2 separate regions of the Homo sapiens genome follow, and region 2 is linked to region 1. A link is a loop called in an ENCODE intact Hi-C map of the cell type or tissue named here. Cell type or tissue: Caco-2. All regions are shown on one strand. Links, peaks and the distances in the headings refer to the core of each region. The heading gives the core; the rest is flanking DNA. Region 1 overlaps TWF1 (twinfilin actin binding protein 1). Region 2 overlaps TMEM117 (transmembrane protein 117).

The links. Peaks named below come from ENCODE experiments on the same cell type or tissue, not always from the same donor. Only the 100,000 strongest peaks of a DNase experiment are listed, where the experiment ranks them.
Region 2: a loop joins it to region 1, with 6 times the contacts of the local background. A loop is called at or near these places in 38 of 110 quality-filtered maps.

The regions. Positions count from the first base shown.
Region 1 is chr12:43,790,276-43,800,883 of GRCh38, reverse strand. It overlaps TWF1 (twinfilin actin binding protein 1), which reads left to right. Exons shown (of 9, transcript NM_002822.5): 4 at 354-449; 5 at 1,382-1,486; 6 at 3,051-3,176; 7 at 3,432-3,582; 8 at 3,787-3,908; 9 at 5,129-7,161. The coding sequence ends at 5,299. It also overlaps a transcript of TMEM117 not described here. Among named protein-coding and RNA genes, the nearest start is that of TWF1, 11 kb to the left of the region's middle. In Caco-2, for the core only: no CTCF peak of the experiment used is centred there; a DNase peak (open chromatin) is centred at 4,750.
Region 2 is chr12:43,841,683-43,852,290 of GRCh38, reverse strand. It overlaps TMEM117 (transmembrane protein 117), which reads right to left. Exons shown (of 8, transcript NM_032256.3): 2 at 7,363-7,667. The coding sequence starts at 7,639. Among named protein-coding and RNA genes, the nearest start is that of TMEM117, 11 kb to the right of the region's middle. In Caco-2, for the core only: a CTCF peak has its summit at 4,430; DNase peaks (open chromatin) are centred at 3,380, 4,120 and 4,720.

The sequences.
Region 1 (10,608 bases), core at 1,630-9,629:
AGCTACTCGGGAGGCTGAGGCAGGAGAACCACTTGAACCTGGGAGGCAGAGGTTGCAGTGAGCTGAGATCATGCCATTCCACTCCAGCCTGGGCAACAAGAGCAAATCTGCGTCTCAAAAAACAAAAAAAGTGACATTGTAAATTGAAGTCCATCTTACTAACCATTGATAGTTTAGATGCCCATGTTAATGACGGTTATTTGTACACACGTATTTTAGCATATTATAGTGGGTGGACTTCAGCTCAGTTTTGTTTTTAATGTGATTCAGGATATTAATATATTCAGAATGTGCTTGCTTTTGTAATGTTATGTTTTCATCTATAAACTAAGTAAACTTTCACAACTGAATAGGTTCGTCAAAAAATGTTGTATGCAGCAACAAGAGCAACTCTGAAGAAGGAATTTGGAGGTGGCCACATTAAAGATGAAGTATTTGGAACAGTAAAGGTATTATGTTTGTATGTGGATTCTATATGTTGCAATTAAAATGATTAAAGAGGAACTCCTAGGTAATGGGTAATTGATACGAATTCAGATGGATAATCTGAAAACATGAGAATAAGAGAAATACTGTATTTCATATAATATTAAAGTTAGCTGTAATGAATATGTAACTTTGAGTTTATTCATTTGTATCTATTTGACATTGACAAGTGATATTGAAACATACTGATTCTTCTAAAGTATATGGTAAATATATGTATTTACACATATATACACAAATTGAAACACTGAAATATATTTTTGAACTTTTTTGTTTGTTTAGAGCTTTTCTGATTCAGAAAGTCATATAATCTAGTGGATAGAGCACAAGACTAGATGGGAATATATTGCTTCTTCACCATTAATTGTGAAGTGGGCTGGTTTCTTAATTTCATGAGTCTCAGTCTTCTAAACCACAAAATTTTGATGATAGGTAGACCTCTTTGTAGTATTTTTTTCTTTTGACATGAAAACTATAATAATTTTCCATGAATAATTACAAAGAAATTATATTAAGCATTATAACATAGTATTCAGAATCTGAATATGTTGATTATTGGATAATCATTGGGCAGTTTTCTCCAGAAGGTTAATTACAGTTGTCCTATAGACTTACAGGATGACCAGGTTCAGTATTTCACTTTGCCAGTATGAAACTCATACAAAATATTTAGTAATTATAAAGCTTCATATAAAATGAACAGTGGGTACTCCCCTTAAAAAGTTTTGAAACTTAAAATTGAGGATTAAAGAAAAGTAAAAAGATATTAAAATTCATAATGCTATTTATTTTCATTTAAAATCTTTTCTGTTAATGATTTTGTTTTTCCTAAAGTAACTTCACTGTCATTTTACTTCTAGAGAATTACTGATTATAGTCTATTCTGTACTTACAGGAAGATGTATCATTACATGGATATAAAAAATACTTGCTGTCACAATCTTCCCCTGCCCCACTGACTGCAGCTGAGGAAGAACTACGACAGATTAAAATCAATGAGGTAAGTTACAACTACAAAGTCTTTGCAAGATTTTAAGTGTTTGAAAATACTGTATTTTTAATTAATAGATGTGGGAGGATAACTAGAGATTAAAGAAGTTAGGTAGCTTAGGTTTATTCCGTTTAGTTTAGAGATAAGGCTATGTGCTTAATGCCTTTTCAGAAAAAAAAAGTTAAAATGAATATTAAACTTTATATGCATTTTATAAATAGCTTTTCCTATAATCTTCATGTCAGAATAGTAAATCTTCCTTTTGAAGTACAACTGTTGTGAACTTTGTACTTTGAATATTATATAGAGAAAAAGTGTGTGTTACCCATTTAGTGCAAAGAATGTATCTAATAAGGTTGCCTGAAGCAGATTATTGTTTTGTTGGCTTTCTAGAGAGTCTACAAATTAACTTCTATGAACTCTACTTGAATAGAGATATATATGGAAGATTATTATTTGAGTACCTGTTGAGCATATTAGAGTCAATAAATTTCAGCCATATTATTTTGTAGTTTATCATTATTTTTAATGTGTTTTCTACAGCCATTCTAACATACTGGAATAACTACTGTATTTCTACTGGGACTTTACAGAAAAGAACAAGTGGCTGAAACCACTATTCATTAGCTGAAACCACTGTTCATTAGCCTGAGTCACAGACAGTAGGAATCAGTCTGGAGAATGGTTGAATATCATTTAATATTAAACTGGTAGCAAGGATCTATCATATTATTTTAATTCATATTATTTGAGTAGGGCTTTTTATGTGATTTTTTTTTTTTTTTACGAGTTTGATAGTTTGTTTTATTTCTTGCAATCAGAGCCCAGAGGATCATATTGGGGTATGCATTCGCATATGTTCTATGATGTTTTCATTAACCAATATCATTTATGCTGTAGAATCTCCATTCATTTTTTTAAAAGTAAAATTTCTATTGGACTTTCTGTTGCAACACTGCGAATGAGACTCTCTACTAGCTATCATTTATCAAGTATAAAAATCTTAAACATGTGCATTGAATGCTTTCTTATCTTTCTCCTCTTCCAGTACATGCACACCATGTTCTTAGTAAAGAAATCTCTTAAGTCTGGAACTTCTGCAGTAGTATAACTTGTTGAGCTGTGTTGTCTTTGTACACTGTTTGTACTCCTTTCAATTCAGTGCATGATGTTTGTGTTGCATTTTCTGTCCAACAGAACAAAGTAAAGTTCTATACATATTGTATGTAGATTGTTGTTTATAAATTCTATCAAGTAAAATTTTACAATCAGTGGTGTAATCTGATGACACTCTAAAGAAATTGTGCCAAACCAAACATAAAAACAAACCCACCCAAACCCCACTAACTGTACACTCATTCAAATGTTCACTTCCAACATTGTCGTAAAGATGTGTCATGCACTCTGCATGTTGACAAAATGCTAGCAGGACCGTAAACAAATGTGAAAAATAATTTTAATTATAGGTTGGGCTAGGGTTGAATGATACTATTTTATAGAGGTTGGGTTTTCTTATGTTTGCCATAGGATACTGCTAACTGCTAAACTTGTAAATTAAATCTGTCATACTTAGGTACAGACTGACGTGGGTGTGGACACTAAGCATCAAACACTACAAGGAGTAGCATTTCCCATTTCTCGAGAAGCCTTTCAGGCTTTGGAAAAATTGAATAATAGACAGCTCAACTATGTGCAGTTGGTAAGAGATGTATAATGATTATTAAGTGGCTGCTCTTTTTGGTAGTTTATGACTCATATAGGGTTTATTATTAATGGATTTTACATTTTAAATAGCTTTCTGATTTCTAAAATTCATTTTGTAAATGTTCATTGTGAAAAAGTCAAACCATCCAGAACTAAGTTCCTCCTTTATCTCTTGGTCTTTTTATTATATGTTTTAACTTAATTTCCTTATATCTGGTTTTAATGAACATATTTTGTTTCTTATTGGCAGGAAATAGATATAAAAAATGAAATTATAATTTTGGCCAACACAACAAATACAGAACTGAAAGATTTGCCAAAGAGGATTCCCAAGGATTCAGCTCGTTACCATTTCTTTCTGTATAAACATTCCCATGAAGGAGACTATTTAGAGTCCATAGGTATATGATACATTGTTTTTAACACATTACTTTCAGTTTGTTTATTGGTGTATCAGCCCTATATTCTTACTTATTTCTTGCCCAGAGGGCTTAGCTGTAGTTTTATGAAGTTTCTGTACTTGTTTTTATGAAGTTTATATATGTAGTTTTATGAAGTTTATGTATTGATATGCTAATTATATTTGTTATTATTTGAACTTACAGTTTTTATTTATTCAATGCCTGGATACACATGCAGTATAAGAGAGCGGATGCTGTATTCTAGCTGCAAGAGCCGTCTGCTAGAAATTGTAGAAAGACAACTACAAATGGATGTAATTAGAAAGGTAGCCCACCTATTTTAAAATCTTCAGTTTTTGCTAAATTTTTCTTTTCATTTCTATGTAGTTTATGATGTACTGTGATTTATAAATGAAAATATTTATTTTTCTTGTTATCATCCTAAATCCTTAGGATCTCCTCTAAGTGCCTGGGAACTACCTGTCATGATCCCCATCTCTATATATATCTGTACTTCCTAGTAAGCCACATGTGGCTATTTAACTTTAAATAAGATTTAAAGTTCTGTTTCTTAATTCCACTAGCCTTATGTCAAATTCTCATTAGCTAAATGTGGCTACTGGCTACCGTATTGGTTAGTGCAGAATTTATAGGACATTTCCATCAGTGCAAAAAGTCCTATTGGACAGCGCTGCCAGAGCTGCATACTTGTGATTATTTCTACTGCATATTAATAAGGAATTACAGTCTCCATTATGACTGAATTATGGGATGGTTGGGAGTCTTTCCAGTTTGGGGGAAGGAAGGAATAAGCATAAACATTTGAATTTTGGGAACTAAGCTACCAATTTTCTTAAATTTTCTTAAGTACAGATAAGGCATGGGGAAAGATATATATTCTTGAGCCCTTAAACTCATAAAAATACAGGTCCTTAAAAACTACCAGTGTTTTTAGGTTCTGAACCCTTCATGCTTTTTAAGTTCCTAAGAATCAATCACTTTATCATGGGTAGCACCTTCTATAGCAGGGATCAGCTGACTTTCTACAGAGGACCAAATAGTAAGTAAAGGCTTTGCCAAGCCACATATAATCTCTGTCATATATTCTTATTGTTGTTTAACAACCCTTAAAAAATGTAAAACAATCTTACCTTGGGCAAGATTTGGCCTTCGGGCCATGGTTTGTTTACCTCTCTTGTAGAGGGCTTTCAAGTGACCCAAGTGATGAAAGGGTCATGAGTAAATGTTCCTTGAATAAATAGTGTATCATAGCAACTTGAGAATGTAGTGGTGGCTTCTACTTTTAAACATTATTTAAACTGGAGCACTAAGAAAGAACCAAGAAGGAAGTGAATGTAGCTGATTATATATTCAAGTAACTCATTTAGCCCCTTCCCCCAAAAGAAGAAAGTGAAACTGTTTACATATGGTCCTTGATTCTGCCTTACTGGAAAGGGTATTATTTGTGAGCATTCATATACCTGAAAACCAGCTTGTTGCTTGTATTAGGTTTTGAATGTTGTGCTTCTAATTTTATCTTTTACAGATCGAGATAGACAATGGGGATGAGTTGACTGCAGACTTCCTTTATGAAGAAGTACATCCCAAGCAGCATGCACACAAGCAAAGTTTTGCAAAACCAAAAGGTCCTGCAGGAAAAAGAGGAATTCGAAGACTAATTAGGGGCCCAGCGGAAACTGAAGCTACTACTGATTAAAGTCATCACATTAAACATTGTAATACTAGTTTTTTAAAAGTCCAGCTTTTAGTACAGGAGAACTGAAATCATTCCATGTTGATATAAAGTAGGGAAAAAAATTGTACTTTTTGGAAAATAGCACTTTTCACTTCTGTGTGTTTTTAAAATTAATGTTATAGAAGACTCATGATTTCTATTTTTGAGTTAAAGCTAGAAAAGGGTTCAACATAATGTTTAATTTTGTCACACTGTTTTCATAGCGTTGATTCCACACTTCAAATACTTCTTAAAATTTTATACAGTTGGGCCAGTTCTAGAAAGTCTGATGTCTCAAAGGGTAAACTTACTACTTTCTTGTGGGACAGAAAGACCTTAAAATATTCATATTACTTAATGAATATGTTAAGGACCAGGCTAGAGTATTTTCTAAGCTGGAAACTTAGTGTGCCTTGGAAAAGGCCGCAAGTTGCTTACTCCGAGTAGCTGTGCTAGCTCTGTCAGACTGTAGGATCATGTCTGCAACTTTTAGAAATAGTGCTTTATATTGCAGCAGTCTTTTATATTTGACTTTTTTTTAATAGCATTAAAATTGCAGATCAGCTCACTCTGAAACTTTAAGGGTACCAGATATTTTCTATACTGCAGGATTTCTGATGACATTGAAAGACTTTAAACAGCCTTAGTAAATTATCTTTCTAATGCTCTGTGAGGCCAAACATTTATGTTCAGATTGAAATTTAAATTAATATCATTCAAAAGGAAACAAAAAATGTTGAGTTTTAAAAATCAGGATTGACTTTTTTCTCCAAAACCATACATTTATGGGCAAATTGTGTTCTTTATCACTTCCGAGCAAATACTCAGATTTAAAATTACTTTAAAGTCCTGGTACTTAACAGGCTAACGTAGATAAACACCTTAATAATCTCAGTTAATACTGTATTTCAAAACACATTTAACTGTTTTCTAATGCTTTGCATTATCAGTTACAACCTAGAGAGATTTTGAGCCTCATATTTCTTTGATACTTGAAATAGAGGGAGCTAGAACACTTAATGTTTAATCTGTTAAACCTGCTGCAAGAGCCATAACTTTGAGGCATTTTCTAAATGAACTGTGGGGATCCAGGATTTGTAATTTCTTGATCTAAACTTTATGCTGCATAAATCACTTATCGGAAATGCACATTTCATAGTGTGAAGCACTCATTTCTAAACCTTATTATCTAAGGTAATATATGCACCTTTCAGAAATTTGTGTTCGAGTAAGTAAAGCATATTAGAATAATTGTGGGTTGACAGATTTTTAAAATAGAATTTAGAGTATTTGGGGTTTTGTTTGTTTACAAATAATCAGACTATAATATTTAAACATGCAAAATAACTGACAATAATGTTGCACTTGTTTACTAAAGATATAAGTTGTTCCATGGGTGTACACGTAGACAGACACACATACACCCAAATTATTGCATTAAGAATCCTGGAGCAGACCATAGCTGAAGCTGTTATTTTCAGTCAGGAAGACTACCTGTCATGAAGGTATAAAATAATTTAGAAGTGAATGTTTTTCTGTACCATCTATGTGCAATTATACTCTAAATTCCACTACACTACATTAAAGTAAATGGACATTCCAGAATATAGATGTGATTATAGTCTTAAACTAATTATTATTAAACCAATGATTGCTGAAAATCAGTGATGCATTTGTTATAGAGTATAACTCATCGTTTACAGTATGTTTTAGTTGGCAGTATCATACCTAGATGGTGAATAACATATTCCCAGTAAATTTATATAGCAGTGAAGAATTACATGCCTTCTGGTGGACATTTTATAAGTGCATTTTATATCACAATAAAAATTTTTTCTCTTTAAGTTGTGTATGTTCTGTTGGTTTTTCTACTATAGTTTTTTTAATTGTTTGTGTAATGTTTCATAATTCAGTACCTGGTGTTAGGTTAGGAATCCCATTCATTTATTTGTTAATTAGTCTGCCTAAGTCCAAAAAGGATTTTAAGTAGCTTTAAACCTAGGCAAGAATAATTGTGACTATAGAGTGCTTAGATTAAAAATTTGCCACTGTTGTAGCAATAATAAAAATGCCATGAGTTATTCATTTTCTGTAACAGAAGCACCCCAGTACTGATTTACTTGACACTAAACTCAGACTTGCCACTGTATTCATTCATGTGAAAAATGTTGAATGCACTCCTGTGTGCGATTTGGTTTCAAATCCTTTTTATTAGAGATGTGACAAGATGGATGTCTTTGGTAGCAGTTTTACAAAAGATGCTGAAATAGCTTTAGAAAGGCTCATCGTTGGGCCGGGCACGGTGGCTCACGCCTGTAATCCCAGCACTTTGGGAGGCCGAGGCGGAGGTCAGGAGATCGAGACCATCCTGGCTAACACAGTGAAACCCCGTCTCTACTAAAAATACAAGAAATTAGCCGGGTGTGGTGGCGGGCCCCTGTAGTCCCAGCTACAGGCTGGGCAGGAGAATGGCGCGAACCTGGGAGGCGGAGCTTGCAGTGAGCCGAGATTGCGCCACTGCACTCCAGCCTGGGCGACAGTGCGAGACTGTCTCAAAAAACAAAAGGCTCATTATTAAAACTTTTAAACATTTAAGCTAAGGCATTTCTACTCAGAGCTAAAATAATGTACTAATGTGCCTGAGGTACGTACTGTAAACAGTTTGGTGTATATCCTTTCACATTTTCTTTGCAAATAGAGCCATAAGTTTCAGGATGGAATTTTTGTTGTTGTTTAGATGGCATCTTGCTCTGTCACCAGGCTGGAATGCAGTGGCGCAATCTTGGCTCACTGCAACCTCCACCTCCCAGGTTCAAGTGATTCTCCTGCCTCAGCCTCGCCAGTAGCTAGGACTACAGGTGTGCGCCACCACGCCCAGCTAATCTTTGTATTTTTAGTAGAGATGGGGTTTCACCATGTTGGCCAGGATGATCTTGATCTCTTGACCTCGTGATCCACCCACCTCGGCCTCCCAAAGTGTGGGGATTACAGGTGTGAGCCACTGCACCCGGCCTGGAATGTTCTTTTTTAAATAAAATACTAATTCTGGGCTTCATACTAGATTTTGACCCAGTAGGTGGGTCCAGGAATCAAATAGTTCTACAAATGATTCATGGCTAGCCATGACTGGGAACAGTTTACCTTAAATCATATAAATTGTAGCTCTCCCCCACCCCAATTCAGCCAACAAACTGAAGTTTTACACTGTACTAGTTATGATAGTGGCACTATCTCATAGAAGAAAGTTTAGGTCTCACTGTTGCCCAGTAGCTTCTACATGATTTGCCCGTGGCTCTCTACCTTCCTTGGTCAGTCTGCTTCAGTTCATTGACAGCTCTCTGTTCCTCTAGTAGACCAAGCACAGCCTCAAGGGCACTGAATGCGTTCCCCACGCTGGATCACTCTAACCCGGTATCTACATGCCTTCCTCACTTACAGGTCTCTGCTCAGGTGTCAGTGTCATCTCCTTAGAGAAGTCTCCCCTAATTTCCCAATCTGATTGTACTCCTTGTTCCTCTCACCTTAATCCTGCTTTATTCCTCCTCATGGCACTTAGGTATTCTATATCTGTGCCCATATTGTCTCTTCCACTAAAATACAAGTTCAATGGGGACAAGAAGCTTAGTTTCATTCACTGCTACATCCTTAGCACCTAGAAGTTTCTATGATATAGTGGGCATTTTTCAATTTATTGAATGAATAAATGAATTTGCCTTTCCTTGAAGAACAGCTGTGAAAGGAGCACATGCCAGCAGTGGTAGGTCACCAGAGGATCTGGCCTCCATCATTTTCTTTCTGGCCACAGGAAAACTCACTAGCACTGGCAAAATCTCTTGCCCTGCGAAAGCCATGGGTTCTACCACACAAAATGGCAGTACTGACCCATTCCTGAGCATCAAATGCCTTCCAGTAGGGATCTTCATTCAGCTGATTCTGTGCTCCAAAAAGATTGATACCAGCCTACTCAACTGTCAGTGCTGCTGCACTACCACCCTCATTTGCTAGGATTCAGCCAGGCTGTAGTTTCTTAGTGAACTCTGGATGGTTAATGGGAAAGAGGCAAGCCATGAACAGGGGTTAGATTGCATTTCTTAGTTTTCTATTACCAAGCTGTATTTATAATAAGACAAACTGGGCCACATCCTTGTGTGTGTGTGTGTGTTTCTGACTGCCACTTACTGGCTACATGACTAAATCATGATTTAGTCATACTAATGCATCACAAACTAGGTGATTTTCAATGTGATCTTCATGGTAGCTTATACCTGTAATCTTCATACTAACGAATAACAAACCATACCATACTAATGCATCACAAACTAGGTGATTTTCAATGTGATCTTCATGGTAGCTTATACCTGTAATCTTCATACTAACGAATAACAAACCATACCATACTAATGCATCACAAACTAGGTGATTTTCAATGTGATTTTCATGGTAGCTTATACCTGTAATCTTCATACTAACGAATAACAAACCATACCATACTAATGCATCACAAACTAGGTGATTTTCAATGTGATTTTCATGGTAGCTTATACCTGTAATCTTCATACTAACGAATAACAAACCATACCACACTAATGCATCACAAACTAGGTGATTTTCAATGTGATTTTCATGGTAGCTTATACCTGTAATCTTCATACTAACGAATAACAAACCATACCATACTAATGCATCACAAACTAGGTGATTTTCAATGTGATTTTCATGGTAGCTTATACCTGTAATCTTCATACTAACGAATAACAAACCATACCATACTAATGCATCACAAACTAGGTGATTTTCAATGTGATTTTCATGGTAGCTTATACCTGTAATCTTCATACTAACGAATAACAAACCATACCATACTAATGCATCACAAACTAGGTGATTTTCAATGTGATTTTCATGGTAGCTTATACCTGTAATCTTCATACTAACGAATAACAAACCATACCGTACTAATGCATCACAAACTAGCCCCCAGATGTGATTTTCATGGTAGCTTATACCTCTAATCTCACACTTTGGGAAGCTGAGGCAGGAGAATTGCTTGAATCCAGAAGTTCAAGACCAGCCTCAGCAACAGAGTGAGATCCTGTCTCTACAGAAAATTAAAAAAAAAAAATTAGCTGGGCACAGTAGCACACACCTGTACTCCAACTACTCAAGGTGCTGAGGCAGGAGGATCACTTGAGCCTGAGAGATCAAGGCAGCAGTAAGCCATGATCACACTGCTGCACTCCAGCATGAGTGACCAAGTGAGACTCTCCAAAAAAAAAAAAAAAAAAAAAAAA
Region 2 (10,608 bases), core at 1,140-9,139, 52 kb before region 1:
CCTGGCTAATTTTTTGTACTTTTAGTAGAGACGGGGTTTCACCGTGTTAGCCAGGATGGTCTCAATCTCCTGACCTCGTGATCCGCCCGACTCGGCCTCCCAAAGTGCTGGGATTACAGGCATGAGCCACCGTGCCCAGCCAGTTTTTGTATTCTTAGTACAGACAGGGTTTCACCATGTTGGCCAGGATGGTCTTGATCTCTTGACCTCGTGATCAGCCCATCTCGGCCTCCCAAAGTGCTGGGATTACAGACGTGAGCCACCGCGCCCAGCTGGTTAAATGTTATACTCTACACTTTGATGAACGTTTGCTTTAAGACACAAGAATATGAAATCCATTTCTGCATTTGCCACTTCACCATTCAGCATCTCTTGTACCAAGCACAAGAAAAAAGAAATGCTTTACCAAAATTTATAGCAAGGAAGTTCTACAATTTGGTGCAAAGAAAAAGACCTCTGTTGAACTTACAATTTTCATCACTGCTGATAACGACAGTGATGTAGTTTCCCCTTGTGCTCAGCTCTGAGGAAGCTCAAAACCAAGCAAGGTTTTGAAACCCATGAAATCAAAACAAATTTGATTCTGCCTTTTCCGTGGTCCTGATTTTCTACTTCTACTGTATTATGCATGTATGTTGCAAATAATTTCAATTCCTTTTTGGAATAAAAATTATTTCTTGAATAAGCTCAAGAAATTAAATTCTCCTTGAATATAAGTCCTAATTGTAGGCATAAGAATTTTGGATGTCTCTATTCATGGATATGTCTAAAGTATAATCCCCCCAAAAGCTAGGATGCATTATTAAAACACATTTTAAAAAAAAACTAGAATCATCCAAGCAAATGAGAGAGAGAGGTACTGGAAGAGTATAAACTGACATTCCAATGGAATTTAACTTTTATAAATCCTAATACCCAAAGATTCCATTTTAAACTAAAAAAAATTCTAAACATATCAATTCTGATTTCAGAATTGCTCCTGAATTATGTTATTACCTAAAGAGTCACAAAATCATAACATTTATGTCTCACAGAAAAATTAAATTTATAACCAATGAAGTATATTAAATCATGTGCTCACAGAATCATTCACTCTTTCTCACACATCCCTTAAATTGGCAATACTGTATTGTCCTTCTGGAATCTACTAAGAAGAGACTTCCCATAACAAAATAAATGAAGGAAGACTTACAAGTTGATTAAATGAAAGGGATAGTGGCATTCTATATAATATCTGTGTTTGGTATCTTATTAGAGAATTATATAAAAAAAAGAAGCTGTTTAGTTGATCTCAAGAAATGATTCTGATCATTTTTGTAAGGCATTCCAATATTTCTGTAACAAAAATTTCTGTGCTCGTCATTAGCAATCCCATTCCTCCCAACATACACACAACATCATCATCATCATCATCATCACCATCATCATCACCTATCAGAAGTTTGCATGTACAAATTGTTAAATATGTCCTTTTAAAAATGAATAATGAATAAATGCTAATTATTTGGGAACCAGGGCAGAAACATTTATCATATACCAAGCCAATAAGAACATTAATGTTTGCATTAAATTTTTAATTATTTTCCCTATCATTGCATGGCTGTGACTCTTTGGTACAAGTAGTCACAAGCAGGAGCTGAAGAGAAGACAACTGAAGTCTTACGGGAGGGAGTCAGAGAAAGTGTCACAGAGGAGATAATGCTTGAACTGAGATTTGAAGGAAAATGGAAAACTAGCCAAGGTGACAAAGCAGAGAGGAGCATAATGGGCATGGGAGAGCACATACGCAAAAAAACACTGGGACATGAGATAACATGGCAAGTTTGAGAACCAGCAAATATTTCCCTGCAGTATGTGGAATGTGAAAGATCAGGTTTGGAGTGAGGAAGAAGTAGATCATAAATAGCTTCGGATATCAATCAAAGGAGTTTAGCTTTTATTCTGTTGGTGGTTCTGCAGGTCAAAGTAACTCCATCTTAAATGCTAATCCATCATGTTGACTTCTGATCAACCCTAGTTCTGAGAAGGCCTCTAAGATTTTTACTTACCATGAATCCTTCCCTTAGGCAAATTCCCCATGGTGTATAAGCCCTGCGTCTGGAGGATAACAGGGCAAGGATCCATCATCTCACAGGTACCGAGACATGGCTTCTGTTAGTAAGGCCCTATTAAATGTTGTTTCCTGTGAAAACGGATGTGTCAGCCTCTTTCTTCAGCCTCTCAGCTCCTCAGTCTTTGGGGATAGGTTTGCACAGACCTGCTCACCACAGAACAGTGGTAGAAGCCATTTAGCAATATGAAAAAAATAATTCCACTAGCAAAATCCATAATGAACAAGAGGAGCAGATAACTATTAGGAGGAAATGATTAATAGTTCATGAAGTAATGAAGAATCAACTGCCATGAGCAGAGACAGAAGAAGAAGACAAGTTCAAAGTTTATTAGGAAATTGGATCAGAGAATGAGAGGTGACAAGTTCGGAGTTCATCAGGAAATTAAATCAAGAGTCCTCACCAAGATTTACAGAAGGTTATGATTCCTTCTCTAATATTCCATATAATTTCATAGGTTTTTAGTAAGAAAAAAAGGAGAAACTGCCAAATAGAAGAAATAAAGCTGACTACATCATATAATCTTTTCTACTGTAAGTAAAAAAAAAAGAGAGAGAGAATTCACTTGCATTATTTTAAAATAATTTGTACTCAATAAATCACTTGAAATCGAAAGTGCTTTTTCAGGGCTGATTACTTATACCACCAGGAGAATTAAAATCTAAGCCATAACTGAAATGTGATTTTAGTATAAGAGATAAAAGTTTGCAACAGAATAATTTAACAAAATGTTGCAATTACAAAACCAAATGTCCTGTTTATAATTAATACCATTAGCTTAATGGTGTGATTCTCAATCAATCTTCAATATAGACAGATGACTTTTCTCCAAACTGGATATTTTGGTCTAAATTTGCCTTAGCTTCCTATGCTGAGAAAATTTCTTGAATGGGATCCAAATACATCCAGCCATTGCTTGTAACAGGTATCTACTGTTTTGTCTCCCCAGCACTCTCCATCCATTTTTGGAAAATGACCCACTCCCATTCGCTATCCACCCTTATCCTCTTCTATCCATATAATTACTATGTAGGACATGATGCTTGTTTAATGTTTGGTGGATGATCCAACTGAGTTCCTAAATATTCTCTGTGTCAATGAGCCATCTCTCCACTCCACTTTAGGACTCACTCTCTAAAGACCACACCCTACTTGGGAATCACTACTAAAGAATGGTTTACTTCTGTTACAACATGTCATGTGACCACACCCACAAATCCTTTCCCCTTTCTTACTCCCATCTCAGCTGTTGAGTTTCATCCAAATCTTTAGGCCCCTGCCCACTCCTCCCAGACTGTTACAGGAAGTCAGGGACTCCGAACAGAGGGACGGGCTAAAGCTGCGGCAGAGGAACATAAATTGTAAAGATTTCATCTTAATATGGACATTTATCAGTTCTCAAATAATACTTTTATAATTCTTATGCCCGTCTTTAATCTCTTAATCCTGTTATCTTCGTAAGCTGAGGATGTATGTCACCTCAGGACCACTGTGATCATTGCGTTAACTGTACAAATTGATTGTGAAACATGTGTGTTTGAACAATATGAAATTAGTGCACCTTGAAAAAGAACAGAATAATAGTGATTTTTATGGAACAAGGGAAGACAACCATAAGGTCTGACTGCCTGAGGGGTCGGGCAAAAAGAGCCATATTTTCTTCTTGCAGAGAGCCTATAAACGGACATGCAAGTAGGAAACATATCGTTAAATGCTTTTCCTAGCAAGGAATATTAATATTAATACCCTGGGAAAAGAATGCATTTCTGGGGGGAGGTCTATAAACGGCAGCTCTGGGAATGTCTGTCTTGTGCAGTTGAGATAAGGACTGAGATAAGCCCTGGTCTCCTGAAGAACCCTCAGGCTTACTAGGGTTGAGGAAACTCAACCCTGGTAAATTTGTGGTCAGACCGGTTCTCTACTCTCAAATGCTGTTTTCTGTTGTTTAAGATGTTTATCAAGACAATACATGCACTGCTGAACATAGACCCTTATCAGTGGTTCTGCTTTTGCCCTTTGCCCTGTGATCTTTGTTGGACCCTTATCAGTGGTTCTGCTTTTGCCCTTTGCCATGTGACCTTTGTTAGACCCTTATCAGTGCTTCTGCTTTTTGCTCTTTGAAGCATGTGATCTTTGTACCTACTCTCTGTTCTTACACCCCCGCCCCTTTTGAAACCCTTAATAAAAACTTGCTGGTCTGAGACTCAGGCGGGCATCACAGTCCTACTGATATGTGATGTCACCCCTGGCGGCCCAGCTGTAAAATTCCTCTCTTTATACTGTCTCTCTTTATTTCTCAGCCGGCCAACACTTATGGAAAATAGAACCTATGTTAAAATATTGGGGGCAGGTTCCCCCAATACCAGACCATCATCTCCCTCACCTGTTTTCCATGTCCAACCACAACCCCCTGTCAATCAAATGAATAATGCTTTTACTAGAACTCTCCATTTATTTTCCATCCTTTGTTTCCAATACAGCAAGCCTGAGCAGTCCCCACCCAGATGAATCATGCTGAAATTCTCTTCTGGATGACTGAGCTCTCAAAAAGAACACTGCTCAACAATCCAGATTGGTATCATTCAAATTTATAGTGGCTAACAATCTTCATGATAATCAGCAACCCTTTCATTTGTTCTGAGTCAGTTCACTTCCCAACTCCCTAGGGCCACTGTTCCAAACCTTGACCACTTCCTTAAACCCATTGCATCATCAAGCCCCTCCATCTTTATCATGGGATCTTCTTTTTCACAGTAAAACAGAGGTTATCAGGTTAAAGAGATATCAGGTTATCAGGTTCAACAGAGAGAAGAATATTCACCTTCCTGTTTCTATACCTCAAAAATACCTAATATAGTACCAATCTTTATCTCACCCATGCCTATATTTGAGAAACCAGGGTCTCTCCTCTTGTCCTCTCTAAGCCACCATTTCTACCTGTGTCTTAAGTCCCAGACCACAGAAACCTTCAGAGATGCTATCTTTCATCTATATCTTTTTATCTCCACTTTAATCTAGCTCCTTCTCCCACAAATATCAGCAGGTCAATTAATCTTATCCCCCAAATAAAACTATCTGCCCCACCACCAACAACAAAATTTTCCCTTGGCCCTTCTTCCATTTTTAGCACTTCTCCATTTCTTTCTTCTAGTTTCTCACCAAATGTCTAGAAACTATGTGCATCTATACATATGTGTGCATTGTATACATATAGGCACAAGACGATATAAAATATGTACATCTTATATATTTATATAATAGAAACAGATGGCAATAATTTGAGGAACAGAGAAAAATACATACATAATACTACGTGTATGTGTGTGTGTACGGATAGTTATTTATTTATTTATTCCTTAAAACATTGCCATGGTTTCTAACCCAAACTCTAGACCAAAAATACCTTCAGTAAGTCACCTATTTATCTTATCACTGCTAAGTCCAAAGCTCTATTATTACATTCTCTTCCTAATTGACCCAGCACTCAAAACTACTTTCTTTTCCCCCATTGCATACAGAGTATACATTTATTTGTTTAGTCTTTCTCTCTCCTGTAGGAAGTAAGTTTTTATGAAGGCAAAGACCTTGCCTGCTTGATTCACTGTCTAGAATTGTGTCTGGCATGTAATAAGCGATGAACATCTATTGAATAAATACCACCTACCTCTAGGCAAAAATCGGTTAGTTCAGAGGTGGGAACCAAACCCTGAGACAACTTCACACTCTTCCCTGAGAGTTTAAACTTGAGACCAGGAAAGTCAACCCAGTCTCTCTAGGTAATAAAAATTCATTTTCAGTGTAAAAGGAGAATAAAGCAGATATTATAGAGAGAGACAAACGCATCATAACAGATGTCAAACCCTTGGTTTCATTTATCCCAATGTCCCAATGTCCCTGTCACTTCATTCTACCCTCAGTCTCTGAAATATCCTAACATCCTTATAGTAAGTTACCTTTTTAACTTAAACTAATTTAGTCTCTTCTTCTGTCATTATCAAGAGATCCCTTACTAATATACTATTCTTTGGTTGGATAGGCTCAAAATAAACATCCTAAAGCCAATGTTCAAAAAAAAAAGAGAGAGAGAGTAAAAGTTTATAGTTCCAACTCCCTGAATGAACAATATGTGTAAAATATATTTAATGAAAATGTGCTGTGATATGGAGGCATTTTTTTATGATTTATAAACTCTCTACAACACTTTGGTACTATTTATGAGGGGAAAAGCTATTTTCATGTTCATATCTTCTCTAAATAAGATTACGTATATATCACCATGGAATACTATGTAGCCATAAGAAAAGATGAGTTCATGTCCTTTGCAGGGACATGGATGCAGCTGGAAACCATCATTCTGAGCAAACTATCACAAGGAAAGAAAACCAAACACCACATGTTCTTGCTCATAGGTGGGAGCTGAACAATGACAACACTTGGACACAGGGTGGGGAACATCATACCCCAGGCCCTGTCATGGGGTTGGGGGAGGGGGGAGGGATAGCATTAGGAGAAATACCTAATGTAAATGTTGAGTTAACGGGTGCAGCAAACCAACATGGCACATGTATACCTATGTAACAAACCTGCACATTGTGCACCTGTACCCTAGAACTTAAAGTATAATAAAAAAAATTTTAAAAATAAAAAAAGTTTTTAAAAAATGACTAGGTATATATTCATTTTATCTCTAATGCTCTTTTTTTTTTTTTTTTTTTTTTTGAGATGGAGTCGCGCTGTGTCACCCAGGCTGTAGTGCAGCGGTGCAATCTTGGCTCACTGCAACCTCCGCCTCCCAGGTTCAAGCGATTCTCCCACCTCAGCCTCTCAAGTAGCTGGGATTACAAACATGTGCCACCACGCCTGGCTATTTTTTGTATTTTTAGTAGAGATGAGGTTTCACCATGTTCGCCAGGCTGATCTCAAACTTCTGACCTCAAGTGATCTGCCCACCTTGGCCTCCCAAATTGGTGGGATTACTGGCGTGAGCCACCACACCTGGCCTAATGCTATTTTTTTTTAATGAAGTTTGGTACTAATTTTACCTCGTGCTAATTTTCCTTAGACAGTAGGAAAAGTAAACCATTAACAGAGAGTAGTTGAAGAACCCAGTTACAACCATGCATAACAACTTAAGGCAGGAGGACAAACTAAAATGCCTCCTACATTGGCACTTAGAAATAGCAAAGTTGTATCTTGGAGAATAGAAATTAAATAATTAGTGATATTACATTTCATGGGTCATGGTACTTACCAAACAAACGCTGATGGAACAGAAATTTGCCAGCTATTAGTCCTGTGAGAATGGCAAGTAGCCATAGAAGCACCTTCAAAATCCTCCAGCCAACTCCTCTAGGGTATTTATTTGTAACAAATGAAAAACAGTTTCCAACAACAATAACATTGGCTTCTGTTTGGCTATGAGAAACTGGGTCCTCCGCAAATATTAAGAAGTTAAAGAAGATCACCAAGTAAGCCACAATCATGCGAGACCAGGGATGCTGGAAATAGTAACGAAAGTCTTTACCCATTCTTCAGAACTCCCAGTTCGTAGTTTACCTGTATAAGAAAAGATAGATAGGGTTAGAGGAGGAAAACAAGTAATGGCTTTCTTCTTTTTATCAGTTCAGGTTTATAACAGTTCCATAAAAATGTATTTGGAAAAGATGATACCTGTTCCTACTCATGGCTCCAAGACAAGTCTGAGAATGAGGAAAGCGAATACTGTCCCTTCCCTAACATCTAATCATACCTCTGATCATCTGGGGACTTAGGAAAGAAAAACAATGAAAGAGTATGGGGAGACAATGGGATGTGAGAGGGCAGAACACTGTCCAAAATTGGGATGGTGACCAAGATGACATGTAGAGGCCCTCCCAGGCGGAAATGCAGAGGTGGCACAACCATGGCTCATTGCAGCCTCCACCTCCTGGGCTCAAGTGATCCTCCCACCTCAGCCTCCCCAGTAGCTGTGGCCACAGGCATGTGCCACCACGCCTGGTTAACTTTTGTATTTTCTGTAGAGACAGGGTTTCTCCATGTTGGTCTTGAGCTTCTGGGCTCAAATGATCTGCCCACCTAAAGTTCCCAAAGTGCTGGGATTACAGGTGTGAGCCACCATACTCGGCCTCCTCTTTTTGATTATTACAAAATCAAAACAATATAGAGGTAAAATGAGCATATATTAACAAAAGTTAAACAATATTCTCTCCTCTGCCCAAATCCCTCTCCTCAGAGTTATGATTGCTTATGAATTTGGTGTAATTACTTTCAGATCTTCTTCTAAACATTGACAAATGTATACAGGTGAATAAACTTTTATTAAAATGTTCACAGCCTAGTTATCAAATAATTTCAATAGAGAGTAAGTTCTATGAAATAGCTAAGTCTACAGTAGAGTAGTAGCCCACAGAAAGGACTGGGCAACTTTGCATTGGGTGAATGAGAATAAAGAGGAAGATTTCACAAAGGATATCCCCAAGTTTAAGGTTGGAGGATTAGTAGAATTTTTTTACTAGTGAAGAAGGGACAGATAGAAGGCAAGCCACTCTAGGCAGTGGCTACGGCACATCCAAAGGCACAGAGCACTGCAAAATATGTAATATGCCCACAGTAGTAGGTCCTAACCTGAATATGTGCACTGGAAGTACATAGCTGTCTTAAAATGAAAATGTTCAGGCCCACCTCCAAAGTCTTGCTTAGCTCCTCCTTCTCCCCTCTTTGGGAACCGGCCTGCCCATAAAGAACACAAGCTGTAACTTCCACATGAAGAGATCTGTCTGGGTCCACCAGGGCTTGTAAGTGGATGATTATGTCTATCTAATTCTGGGGTTTGGACTTTGTGAGCCCATTTGGCTCTCAGACTAAACTATGTCTGTTTTTCAGCAATAACACTGATTAAATCTTAGATATCAAAAATAATACAGACAAAAATTTGACTGCCATCTGCCAATTCATTTTTCTTCTCTCCCAGTTTAGTTAGAATTCAGAAAGGGAAGAGGGGGAAGAGGGGGAAGAGGGTCCTTTACAAAGCCTACAGCAGTTTGCATGCCAGGCTCTGTGCTGGATGTCTGCGTGTATCATTGTATCATTTTTGTCATAACAACCCCCTGAAATACTGTTATTATCATTCCTGTCACTTCATTTTACAGGGTGGAAATTGGGGCTGACACAGATTTTGTAACTTGCCCAAAGTCACCTAGCAGGAGAGCTCTGATCTGAATCTCTGAGGCTGACTCCAGGTGCTGATCACCATTCTCTGCAGACAGCCAGATCAACTCCTTGCACCTTCCTTGCCTAGAGAGCAGGCCCAGGTCCCAGTCCCAGGGATGCCATCCCTTAAATGTCTTCTGGAGACATGTTCTTCTCCAGACACAATTATAATAACTCTGTAATATATCTACTTCTAATGCATAAAAAAAAATTGTGTGTGTGCGTGCACGTGTGTGTGTGTGTGTGTGTTGAGAAAGAATCCTTTATAAACCCTGAACACTTGGTGGGGGGAGTATCCATTAATAAATATTCTCACTTTATACATGACTGAAATCACAAAGACCATGCCACAAGCCTGAAGTAAGTCAATGGAAGATCTGAGATAGCCTCCAAGGCTCCTGAGTCCCAATCCAATATTCTGGGCTGACGAATGCCAATTCAACCCACAATCTTAGTTAATGAGGACTTGTCATGACTATTTTACAAAAGCAATATAAACATTGGCAATATAAACATTGGCAATAGAATTCAGCCAAGCAAATAGTGACTGTGCCCTGGATTCATAAGCCTTCTAAGCAATTTTAAGTCCCTTGTTATCTTTGTGAACACTCTGAAATCTGTCCCCAGGGGCTGTAGCTTGGACCACCTAGGAATGGTGACTACCTCAAGAGTCTTGTTTTTGTTTTCATATTTTTCAGTATGAGGCTCATCACCTGCTATAGCAGCAGAAACTTATATGTGTGACTCTCACATCAAAGAGAGCAGAGCAAGTAGTGAAGAACAAAAAAAATGAACTTTTATGTGTTTTCATGATATTCAATGTGTAAGAATGCCAGAATAGGTTGGTTTTGAACTCGATTTCACACAACAGTTTTGGAAGTGTCCACAGACCACCACTACAAAAAAAATTCATCACTGGTCACCAGTGAGTCATGAAAAAGAAATAGTTCCCATATGCCCATCAGAACTAGAAAGGAGTATTATTTAAGAAGCTGTTATTACAGGCTGCTGTTGCTTCTTTCGCCAGTGAAGAATTCTGATATGGTTGCTATCACCACCTCCCCTCCCACCATGAACACACAGAATTAAGGCAGTAGGATTTAGAAATACTACTGAAATACCATTATTATCATTCCTATCACTTCATTTTACAGAGAGGAAACTGAGGCTCACATGGACTTTGTAACTGGCCCAAAGTCACCTCTCAGAAGAGCTGTGATCTGAGCCTCTGAGGCTGACTCCAGGGCCTGATCACCATTTCCTGCAGACGGCCAGATCAATTCCAATA